Regions from separate parts of the Homo sapiens genome. Here all the other regions are linked to region 2. Evidence: read pairs that join two places in POLR2A ChIA-PET (ENCODE). Cell type or tissue: MCF 10A. All regions are shown on one strand.

What was found. ChIA-PET counts read pairs that join two places held together with the same protein. Peaks named below come from ENCODE experiments on the same cell type or tissue, not always from the same donor. Only the 100,000 strongest peaks of a DNase experiment are listed, where the experiment ranks them.
Region 1: POLR2A ChIA-PET joins it to region 2 with 5 read pairs; 3 of 35 experiments call an interaction of 5 or more read pairs at or near these places.
Region 3: POLR2A ChIA-PET joins it to region 2 with 5 read pairs; 2 of 35 experiments call an interaction of 5 or more read pairs at or near these places.

What each region holds. Positions count from the first base shown.
Region 1 is chr5:31,829,455-31,833,454 of GRCh38, reverse strand. The region is part of intron 2 of PDZD2 (PDZ domain containing 2); the gene reads right to left. It also overlaps the pseudogene RNU6-760P. Among named protein-coding and RNA genes, the nearest start is that of MIR4279, 100 kb to the left of the region's middle. In MCF 10A, no CTCF peak of the experiment used is centred here; no DNase peak of the experiment used is centred here.
Region 2 is chr5:31,934,509-31,938,508 of GRCh38, reverse strand. The region is part of intron 2 of PDZD2 (PDZ domain containing 2); the gene reads right to left. MIR4279 (microRNA 4279) reads left to right here and starts at 2,350; the gene lies at 2,350-2,407. In MCF 10A, no CTCF peak of the experiment used is centred here; DNase peaks (open chromatin) are centred at 1,148 and 2,428.
Region 3 is chr5:32,091,744-32,095,743 of GRCh38, reverse strand. PDZD2 (PDZ domain containing 2) reads right to left here. Exons shown (of 25, transcript NM_178140.4): 21 at 2,720-2,837. It overlaps LOC105374711 (a long non-coding RNA gene), which reads left to right. Exons shown (of 4, transcript XR_007058716.1): 4 at 1-2,133. Among named protein-coding and RNA genes, the nearest start is that of GOLPH3, 81 kb to the left of the region's middle. RefSeq lists enhancers at 2,406-2,465, 2,114-2,613, 2,918-3,087, 2,614-3,115. In MCF 10A, a CTCF peak has its summit at 2,321 (motif pointing right); a DNase peak (open chromatin) is centred at 2,363.

The sequences.
Region 1 (4,000 bases), 110 kb after region 2:
ACTCTGTTGCCCAGGCTACAGTGCAGTGGCACCATCTCAGTTCACTGCAACCTCTGCCTTCCAGACTCAAGTAATCCTCCTGCCTTAGCTTCCTCAGTAGCTGGGACTACAGGCATGTGCCACTACATCTGGCTAATTTTTGTATTTTTTGTAGAGACGTGGTTTTGCCATGTCTCCCAGGCTTTCTCAAACTCCTGGACTCAAGCAATCTGCCTACCTCAGCCTCCCAAAGCACCGGGATTACAGGCATGAGTCACCAGGCCCAGCCTCCACCTTTGTTTCTAGTGGCCACTTTTAAGATATTAGCAACAAGTGTCTTAACCTTTTAATGACATTTGTCTCATTTTTCCAGAGTTTTGGAAGGAAGCTAAGTACTTTCTTATTAATCAACCAGGCACAGACAGTGGCTACCGACTGTGCTAACAGTGTTAATGACACTGTGGCAGTGGGTTGGTCAGGCCTGCTCATGGGACTTGTGGAACGAGGGAAAACCTCCTTAAAGACACCAATGTGTTCCCCAAGGCCTTGGCCACCTGTGACCCCAAACTTTTCCTCACACACTAGGTTTGTACTTAACTGCACATCTTTTTACTGTGGTAAAATATACATAAAATAAAATTGACCATTTTAATTTTTTTTGAGACAGAGTCTCGCTCTGTCACCCAGGCTGGAGTGCAGTGGCGCGATCTCGGCTCACTGCAACCTCCGCCTCCTGGGCTCAAGTGATTCTCCTGCCTCAGCCTCCTGAGTAGCTGGGTTTACAGGCGCCCGCCACCGTGCCTGGCTTATTTTTGTATTTTCAGTAGAGACGGGGTTTCACCGTGTTGGCCAGACTGGTCTCAAATTCCTCACCTCAGGTGATCTGCCTGCCTGGGTCCCCCAAAAGTGCTGGGATTAATGGCATGAGCCACCGCGCCCGACCCATTTTTATTATTTTTAAAAATCCTTGAGCAGGAGCCATGTTCATCTTCTCTGTATTGTTCCAATTTTAGTATAGGTGATGCCAAAGCAAGCACCCTTTTTAATTATTTTAAGCAAGCACCCTTTTGAATGATTTTCAAGTGTACAGTTGAGTGTCAATAAATACATTCATGTTGTTGTGCAACCATCACCACTACCCGTCTCCAGGGCTTTTTCATCACACCAGGCTGAAACTTTACATCCACTAATAACTCTCCATTCGTCCCTTCTCCCGACCTCTGGTAACTTCCATTTCATTTTCTGTTTCTATGAATTTGACTATTCTAGGACCCTTACATAAATGGAATCACGCCAGGCTCATGCCTGTAATCCAAACACTTTGGGAGGCCAAGGTGGGAGGATCACTTGAGTCTACAAGTTGGAGACCAGCGTGGGCAACATAGTGAGACTCCATCTCTAAAACAAACAAACAAAAAACAAAACAAAAACCTACTAAAAGTCAGAATTGATTTTTAATCATTTTATTAGTTACTTTGAGTCACTTATCTTTGCCCAAAATTTTCACTCCATTTATACTTTTCCCCACCCCATCGTTATTCTTTTTTTTTTTTTTTTTTTTTTTGAAACAGTCTCACTCTGTCACCCAGGCTGGAGTGCAGTGGGGCAATCTTGGCTCACTGCAACCTCCACCTCCCAGGTACAAGTGATTCTCCTGCCTTAGCCTCTTGAGTAGCTGGGACTACAGGTGAGCGCCACCACGCCCAGCTAATTTTTTTTTTTTTTTTCTGAGATGGAGTCTTGCTCTGTCGCCAAGCTGGAGTGCAGTGGCGCAATCTCGGCTCACTGCAACCTCCGCCTCCCAGGTTCAAGCAATTCTCCTGCCTCAGCCTCCCAAGTAGCTGGGACTACAGGCACACACCACCATGCCCAGCTAATTTTTGTATTTTTTAGTAGAGACGGGGTTTCACCATGTTAGCCAGGATGGTCTTGATATCTTGACCTTGTGAACCACCCGCCTCGGCCTCCCAAAGTGCTGGGATTATAGGCGTGAGCCACCACAGCCGGCCAATTTTTGTATTTTTAGTGGAGACGGGGTTTCACCATGTTGGCCAGGATGGTCTTGATCTCTTGACCTCGTGATCCACCCGCCTCGGCCTCCCAAAGTGCTGGGATTACAGGTGTGAACCACTGCACCCGGCCAATTTTTGTATTTTTAGTAGAGATGGGGTTTCACCATGTTGGCCACGATGGTCTCGATTTCTTGACTTCGTGATCCACTGCCTCAGCCTCCCAAAGTGCTGGGATTACAGGCGTGAGCCACTGCCCCTGGCCCCATGGTTATTCTTTGTACCATTAAGTTCAACCACTGTGACCTCTTTACATTTCCCAAGCAATTACTTTCAAATGTCCATATCACTGTGACTTACTATATCTAGCTTAATCCTCCATCAGAACATCTCCTTTTCTACCAGGTAATGATCTCTGATAAGGAAAAGCACTAACAGGGAACTGGGTCTCCACACTTCGTAAACTGCCCAAGAAGTCTTCCATCCTCCCTTGCTTTCCCACTGGGTGAATTCCTCAGAAGAAGCAACTTCAGAATGTCACTGCTTGCTGTCTGAGCTGTGCCACAATGCCTCTGAATTAGCCTGAGAAGCCTTGGTCAGGAAAAGCAAAGAAATCAGAATTGCAGGATAAGGCTTCTCCCAAAAGACTCTCAAGAAGTGTCCTTTCTATCTGTACAGATCAGAGTGTTTGGACACTGTGCAGAAGTCTCATGAAAAAACATGTAACTTTATCCTGAAGACATCTCAGCTTCCCTTTTTATGTGGATGATCAAGGGTGTCTGCAAGTCTGGGAAAAAGGGATAGAGGAGAATTAACAGCCAATACTCCAGGGCCTGGCTTACTGATAGGGAAATGGCTGTGATGACAGAGGAATCTGGGGAGGCAGGAGGAGCTTGACAGAAACAAATGGATGTCCCAAATAGGCTAGTTCATAATTTTTTAAAAGTTGAATATTAAAAAAATAAAACATACAAGTTAAAAATGCCATCAGAGCCAGGTGCAGTGGCTCACGCCTGTAATCCCAGCACTTTGGGAGGCCAAGACGGGCAGATCACGAGGTCAGGAGATCAAGACCATCCTGGCTAACACGGTGAAACCCCGTCTCTACTAAAAATACAAAAAAAAAAAAAAAAATTAGCTGGGCGTGGTGGTGGGCGCCTGTAGTCCCAGCTACTCGGGAGGCTGAGGCAGGAGAATGGCGTGAACCCGGGAGGCGGAGCTTGCAGTGAGCCGAGATCGCTCCACTGCACTCCAGCCTGGGCGGCAGAGCGAAACTTCGTCTCAAAAAAAAAAAAAAAGCCATTGGATTAAATGTATTAAGGGAGTGGTTTGGAGGGAAAATGTGAACAAGTAGAATGAAACAGTTGGAAAAAATCAGAATGGTACTAGACAAGAAAGTTTTTTGTTTCTTGTTTCTTTGAGATGGAGTCTCGCTCTGTCACCCAGGCTACAGTGCAGTGGCATGATCTTGGTTCACTGCAACCTCTGACTCCTAGGTTCAAGCGACCCTCTTGCCTCAGCCTCCAGAGCAGCTGGGATTACAGGCACCTACCACCACACTCGGCTAATTTTTTGTATTTTTAGTACAGACAGGGTTTCACCATGTTGGCCAGGTTGAACTCCTGACCTCAAGTGATCCACTCACCTTGGCTTCCGAAAGTGCTGGAATTACAGGCATGAGCCACCACACCCAGCCATAGATAGGAAAGTTCTTACAGCTATTGGATACCACTTTACTTTGGTAAAGGGGGGTTAGTAACTGGTAAGAGGTAAGAAGGAGGGCTCTGACATACTAGTTAAGTTCTGTTTCTCAGTTTGGGTGATGGTTAATATAAAAATTCACTAAGCTGGGCTGGGTGTGGTGGTTCATGCCTGTAATCCTGGCACTTTGGGAGGCCGAGGCGGGTGGATCATCTGAGGTCAGGAGTTTGAGACCAGCCATGCCAACATGGTGAAACCCTGTTTTTACTAAAAATACAAAAATTAGCGAGGTGTGGTGCCTGCAATCCCAT
Region 2 (4,000 bases):
CTCATAGGTGTCTTTTCCAGCAGGTTCATAAACCAGGAAAGAGGGTGAAAATCCAACCACAGGCACATAGTTCATCTAATATTTCTTTACTATTGTTGGGACCCTGCAGAAAAGCTTCAACTTCCTAACTCCTGAATCTACCCATTTGGAGGCGATGGCACCAATACAGACTAAGAAACTAAAATCAGTTTCCCAAACAAGAGCCCATTCAAATTGCTGAGGGCTTAACTTGCTGCATCAACCCACTGATCACATTATTCACCAATGATATTAAAAAATCAACAGGTCAAGGTGGAGTGCTGGGAGCAGTGGCTCACACCTGTAATCCTAGCACTTTGGGAGGCCGAGGTGGGCAGATCACTTGAGGTCAAAAGTTTGACACCAATCTGGCCAACAGAGTGAAACTCTGTCTCTAAATGGGGGCGGAAATCAACAGACCAACCAGCAAACCAGCAAATGTTTTTTTCTAAAGATCGGATAGGCTTTGTGGGTCACTATCTCTGTCCTATATTCTTCTTTGTTTCTTCAACTCTTCAAAACATAAAACACATTCTTAGCTCCCAGGCCATACAAAAACAGGCTAGGGCAGTCTGGATTTGCCTAAGGGCCATAGCTTGCTGAACACCGCTTCCAGCAGGAACCCTGGGAAGGAACCTGTCCCCAACACAGCTTCTAAGTCACTGCAGATAGCACCTGGGACAGATCAGTCTGAAGGATGGGAGACAAAGGGGACACACACAACAGGTGAACAGTAGGCAAGAAAGGACAAGAGTTGGGGTGGCGACGGTAGGAACATGGGGTGAAAAAGTTTTCTAAAAGACCACAGGAGGTGCCGTTCCTCCTCCCATAGAAGGCTAGCTGTGTAATGCTGAGAAATCACACGGAAAGAGAGACTAGCAATGATGTGTGGGCTTGCTTGACTAAACACAGCCATCCCCCAGCCCTCCAGGACTAAAATGCAAAGCCACAAAACGTGGCCACCACGGCATGAGGATGACCACAGCATGAGGATGCCAGCCAGGCAGTAAGCAGTAACCCAAGCAGCTCCCAATTTTGCCTTTTCAGACACACCCCTGTGGCTACGGGGCATTCTCCAAACCTCAACGCAAACAGTTCCAGGATTCAGGCTGGGCTATTCTACCGAAACAAAATTCTCCACCTACCTCTGACGTTCTTCTCAGGCTGACCACACGCACCATTTCTATCCAACCTCCTCCATGTTAGCCCAATCCCCCAACACCCTGGCCACTTCATTAGTGAGGGAAAACATGTCAGATCATCCCAGTGCCCAGGAGAAGCAAGGCCTAGAAATGATTCAGAACCTGGGGCTGGAGATGATCTTTATTCTGTTCTACTTCTCTTATCACAAGCCCCAAACCTTGACAACGGAAGGAACACCCTGAGACTCGGCTACAATCATGGGAATCAAAAATCAGTTTTAAAATTATCCTTGCATGTGGCTGCCACCCATGGTCCTCCCCATTTATTTTCTACTTCTGAGTGTGAAACGTCACTGTGACAGTTTCCAACCCTCTGCACTCCCCCCACTCCATGACAAATATTCAGGATTCACACTTCACTTTCACACTGCTTTCCAATCCCTTGACTTAGAAGCCGAGCAGAGGCAGCCTGCCTTAATGGAGAAAACATTAGTGCATTCGGGCTTCACTCTGGATCCCAGTCAATTTCTGGATATTTCACAGCTGTTATACATCCACCTCCTTTCTTACAAAAGCCAGCAAAAATTAGTGAGCACCTCGTTGGCTCTGAAATATGAAAATGGAGCCACAGTCAAGCCTGAAAATCGGTTTCTGGTTGACTCCCTTCAAAGTATTTGTTCTAAAACACAGTGTCTGCAGTTCATTTATCATCTGCCAATTTTTAAATGAGTTTAAATTAAAAAAGCTTCAATGCTGCATGCTTTTTTTCTTTTTTTTTTTTTAAAGCAACTCTCAGAATAAAACTGTCATTTGGTCATCACACTAGTAACTGAGAGAACTCTTGCTTGGGCAGATATCAGCACAATTCAAGCTGAGTCTTTTATGTTATTATTACCTGCTCATCTCTCATATAATTAAAAAATAATAAACCCTTGGAAGACCTGTAAGTTGTGTTCAGAGAGAAAATGTGATTCTCTTCACCACTCAGGTCTCCCGTCCTACCTGCTTTATGAGCTGGTCAGGTGAGCGTGCTCTGCTGTGCTTCAGCAGCCTCTGGAATGGGACAGACTCCAAAGTTGGTTGTGCTTCACTTCCCTTCTCCATTCAGGTCTTTAAAGTCCTGGGTTATTAACTATCAACAAAAATACAAGCTGCGCCATGCGTGCTCCAACTTCCTGCCAGCTCCCCATGCTCTGTGGAGCTGAGGAGCAGATTCTCTCTCTCTCCTCCCGGCTTCACCTCCTGAGCTCCAGAGCCCCACCCACCCACAGCACTCAGATCATTTTTCATTTATGAATGCATCCAGCCACGCTGTGTTTGTAAGAGAAGGAGCCAATCCTTGCCCTGCCAGTGTATTGGAACCAGGCTGCTATAAACGGTTCTAATTTTCCAGGAGTATGGGGGGAAATCATATCCCAGCAGACATCATGCATGGCTTCCTCCTGCAGGTATCTGCAGATCAGCTCTTCCATCACCAAAGGACGCACACTTGGCCACGGACCACAGCTGCTTCATTCTACAGACTGCCAGGGAGGAGGACTGAAGATTTCAGGCAGGAGAAAACCAAAATACTATCAAAATGTGTACTTCACATAACTAAAAATGTGAAGCTAGGATGATCAGTGAAGAAACTTTCCACTCAGTGACCTGATATTTCACAATACATTTAATCTGTCTTGCACTTATTAAAGGGCCAGATTTTTTTTTAAATTGCATCCAAATGCAAACAAAAATCAAGGGGTTAAATTATTTTATAAAGAAGTCTGTTGGGAAATAAAAGCCATTTGTCTTGATGACACCAAATTTACAACTTTTCTACTCCGACTAAGCTTCCAACTTCCATTGTAGACAAGTACTAGCAAAACCAGAAATTATCAGTCAGCCCTTGAGTTGCTGAAAAAATCCTCAACTTTTAAACACAATATGATTTTTCTAAGGTTTTATCAGGAAATAGAATGTTAAAAAATAGGCTTCCCTAAACCAACACACATATATAGTAGTTTCTATTATGGGTAAAATTTGCCTTGTTTTACAGCTGAAGCCAAAGGGGTCTTTCATGATCCAACAGCCAGAGACAAAGATTCCAAAAACCTTTGGTGCAGGTATAAAAATGTACATGTGCAACTTAAATGGGAATGACATTTTATTATTCCAATACTCACAAGGTCCTTTGTTAGCTATACTTGTAAGGAACAAAATAGGAGCAAACATCCTCTGTTTACTTCTTGCAGCCATTCTATTTTCTTTCTTTTTTTTTTTTTGAGACAGGGTCTGGCTCTGTTGCCCAGGTGGGAGTGCAGTGGAGTAATCTCGGCCCACTGCAACCTCCATCTTCCGGGTTCAAGAGATTCTCCTGCCTCAACCTCCTGGAGTAGCTGGGATTACAGGCGCCCGCCACCATGCCCAGATATTTTTTGTATTTTTAGTAGAGATGGGGTTTCACCATGTTGGTCAAGCTGGTCTCAAACTCCTGGTCTCAAGTGATCTGCCCATCTCGGCCTCCCAAAGTTCTGGGATTACAGGTGTGAGCCACCACTGCTGGCCAGATTTTTGGTGTTTTTTAGTATATTCATTTATTTTAGAGTTTTATCCAGTATAAATTTTTCCCCTAGGAGCCTTGTATTGACATAACCTAGTTCCAGTCACAGTGAGACATTTTTGAAATTGCTTCTAAATTTTCCATGTATTAAAAAACTGGTGGTCTAGTATCCGGACTTAAGTCTTTTTTTTTTTTTTTTTTTAATTAGATGGTTCAAATGTCTCCTAAACAGAAAATGCTATACATTTTCTCATGTGCTCCAAATGGATTCTAGCCATCCCAATACCCTAACACATTCTTG
Region 3 (4,000 bases), 160 kb before region 2:
AAAAGGAGAAGGAAAAAAAAAAAGAAAATGAGGCCCTCCTGCATTCCAGGACAAGTTAAATCACAAAAATTTCAATGTATTCACATTTTTTTCCAGTGGTGTTTAAGGACACAGATATGCTAGAAGCTGACTATTGCGCCAAATTTTGCCTCTGAGAGCCTCAGCACAGTCTCAGGGCGGCCAGATCAACCATCAAGAGCTCTCCAAGGTTTGGGTGTGTTGAAGTCAGGAGGCCAGGGTTTGTTTTCAGCCTCGAAGCCTCGAATCTCTCACAGCACTGCCAAGGACACAGAAAATAGTTTTGTGCAGTTCTATTTTTAGTACCTGCAAACCATACTCATTGGAAAAAGCAAGGCAGGAAGCTTCTAGACTGAGGATGGCAGAGTAAGGATAGCCCTGCTCAACGCTCCTCTCTGAAGACAGTGAGAAAATAAAGGGAAAAGAACGCCGTGTTCTGATATGTAGGAATGATCTTCAAACCAAACCACAACCCTGCCTCGTGGTGAGCGTGAGTAGTAGGGGGTGAGGAAGGCCCTAGAATAAGCCACCCTCGGGCAGCACTGTGGCATGCTGGCCATACTTTGTTTGAGGTTCCTGAAGATGTACATCTTGCTTGTGGTTGGCTGGACAGTCTGGTCTTCTCCTCTGACATTTCATCTAACACTAAAATGTCTGGGGTAAAGGGGGCCTGGCAACGTGTGACCCCACCTGTGCCCCCTTGACTGGTGGTCTCAGAATGAGACTTTCACACATGAAATCCTTCCTTATTGTAATAACAAGTGGGAGGAGGAAGAGAGATGAGGGGCTATTCCCTTTTACTGAAAGCGGAAGTGCTTAGCATCTCAAGACATTTTGTTTTTCTTTCAGAGACAGGGTCTTGCTCTGTCACCCAGGCTGGAGTGCGCTGGCACGATCATAGCTCACTGAGCCTCAAACTACTGGACCCAAGTGATTCTCCTGCTTCAGATTCCCATGTAGGTAGGACTACAGGCATATACCACCACGCCTGGCTAATTTTTTAAATTTAATCTTTTTTTTTTTTTTTTGAGAGATGAGGGGTCTCACTATGTTGATGAGGCTGGTCTCGAACTCCTGGCCTCAGATGATCCTCCTGTCAAGGCATGTCTTAACTGCACAGACCCAAATCAGCGGCTGAGAATCAGAAGGGAGTGGAACCTGAAGGGACTGGTCTCCTTTATTCCAACCTCTCTCCTCGCCTCCTGGCCAACTCCTTACTAGGTGCCAAGGCTGGCTGTTGGCTGAGAAACCACACAGCCCCTCTATATTTGAATTTCTGGAACAGCATTCTTAGATGACTTCAGTGACCCAGGTATACTACCACTAAAGAAACATTCATATTTATTTCTCTAAATAGAAAATATTCATTCATTAGGGTTCAAATCTCTACGTATAGCCCCAAGAAATTGATCTTCAGATTAGTATCCTAGATGTGAACCTGTGGTTTCTTCTGTCAATGTTTATTGTCACAACTGATTTACTGAAAGATTTTATTTGTAATTCCTTGTACTCCAGGGTTCAGATGCTCTTCTACAGGTGACATTTGAACAACACAGGCTCAAACTGTACAGGTCCACTCACACTCAGGGTTTCTTCAGCCTCTTTATCCTTGAGGCAGCAAGACCAACCCCTCCCTCCTTCTCAGGCTACTCAGTGTGAAGATGACAAGGATGAAGCCCTTTATGATGAACCACTTCCACTTAATGAATAGTAAATACACTTTCTCTTATGACTTTTTTTTTTTAATTGAGATGAAGTCTTGCTCTGTCACCCAGGCTGGAATGCAGTGGTGCAATCTTAGCTCATGTCAACCTCTGCCTCCTAAGTTCAAGCAATCCTCTCGCCTTAGCCTCCTGAGTCGCTGAGACTACAGGCACCCACCACCATGTCCAGCTAATTTTTGTATTTTTAGTAGAGACAGGGTTTCACCATATTGGCCAGGCTGGTCTTGAACTCCTGACCTCAAGTGATCTGCCCGCCTTGGCCTCCCAAAGTTCTGAGATTACAGGTGTAAGCCACTGCACCTGGCCTCTTAGGATTTTCTTAATAACGTTCTATTATCTCTAACTTACGTTGTTGTAAGAAGACAGTATATAATACATATAACTGACAAAACTTGTGTTAATTGACTGTTTATGTTATCAGTAAGGTTTCCGGTCAACAGTAGGTTGTTAGTAGTTAAGTTTTTGGGAGAGTTAAAAGTTATATGTGGATTTTCCACTGCTCGAAGGTCAGTGCCCCAACCCTCATGTTGTTCAGGGGTCCACCATATTTCAGGGCAACGGCGGGACTACACCAATGTAACTCTTCTCTCACCAGCAGGTGGCTCCCTTGACTAGTTTATGTCCACAGTTAGGTGGCGAGAGGTATTTCCGAGATGACTAGCTCTGCTTTGAGGACTCTCTGCAAACAAACTCCACACATAGGAGTTAGGAGAATGGTAACTAGTTGCTACTTGGGGGATGAAAACAGCAGTGACACCCATCTGGCACCTGAACATTCAAGACAAGGTCTAGCTTCTGAAGCTGGCTAGCAGCACGTGAGGCCAAAGTCAGACTGAGCTGTGAAACTCGCAACCCAAGGCAGTCCTCCCTCTCCAGGACTCGGGGCGGGCTCTCCTCGGCTGTCTGGGCAGGCAGCACATACCTGGGCACTCACGCGGCCGCAATTCATGTTCCTGAGCTTTCTGTGTTTCACTCACCTCTGATTGTGCTTTCGCTTCCTGAATGAGAGTTAGGATGGTAGATTTCGATCCCACTGACGATAAAACAGACTGTAATCTTTGCTGGTCCCCCGCTGAGACTAGAAGTTGATCCAAACTAAATAATATAAATATATTTGAAGAACATTAAAGAAAAAAGCAATTTCTTCATTTTATAAGAATGCATTTAAAATGATCTCCTTTCTACTATACAAAAGAGAACAGGTATTTTCTGCTCTCTTTTGGTCAAAACTTCCATTCCAAACTAATGGAAGAATAAATCCTGAGTGCTGAACAGAAATGTCATTCACTGCCAATGGCAAGGGGAACTGCTATGAATTCAGAGATCCCCTCAAGAAGTTATGGGACCAATGCTGGAGCTTAACAGGACACTTCTGACATGTTTTAAAATATTCAATACATATGTTCAAGTGAAATATTTTTATTTTTATTGAGATGGAGTCTAGCTCTGTCACCCAGGCTGGAGTGCAGTGGCACGATCTCAGCTCACTGCAACCTCTACCTCCTGGGTTCAAGCTATTCTCGTGCCTCAGCCTCCCGAGTAGTTGGGATCACAGGCACCTGCCACCACGCCTGGCTAATTTTTTATTTTTAGTAGAGATAGGGTTTCACCATATTGGCCAGGCTGGTCTTGAACTCCTGACCTCAAGTGATCCGCCTGCCTTGGTCTCCCAAAGTGCTGGGACTATAGGCCTGAGCCACTGGGCCTGGCTTTTTTTTTTTTTTTTTCGAGATTGAGTCTTACTCTGTTGCCCAGGCTGGAGTGCAGTGACGCGATCTCAGCTCACTGCAACATCAGCCTCCTGGGTTCAAGCGATTCTCCTGCCTCAGCCTCCCAAGTAGGTGGGATTACAGGCGCCTGCCACCATCCCCAGCTAATTTTTGTATTTTTAGTAGAGATGGGGTTTCACCATGTTGGCCAGGCTGGTCTTGAACTCCTCACCTTAAGTGATCTGCCCGGCTCAGCCTCCTAAAGTGCTGGGATTACAGGTGTGAGCCACCACGGCTGGCCTCAAGTGAAATATTTTTAAATATGTTAGAAATTCTCCGTTTAACTCCAGCCACCTCCAAAGTCCAAATTCCCCCGTGCTGTGCTCTCTCTTCCTCTGCATGCCCCTCTCATGTTGCTTTTGCTTAAGTGCCATGTCCTCTAGAAGCCTCTCCTCAGAGCGACACTTTGGTAAACATGTTTCCCTGCAGGCACTTTTATTTTTCCAGCAGTGATATTAAAAACCAAGGGCACTAAAATGGAATGTAGTA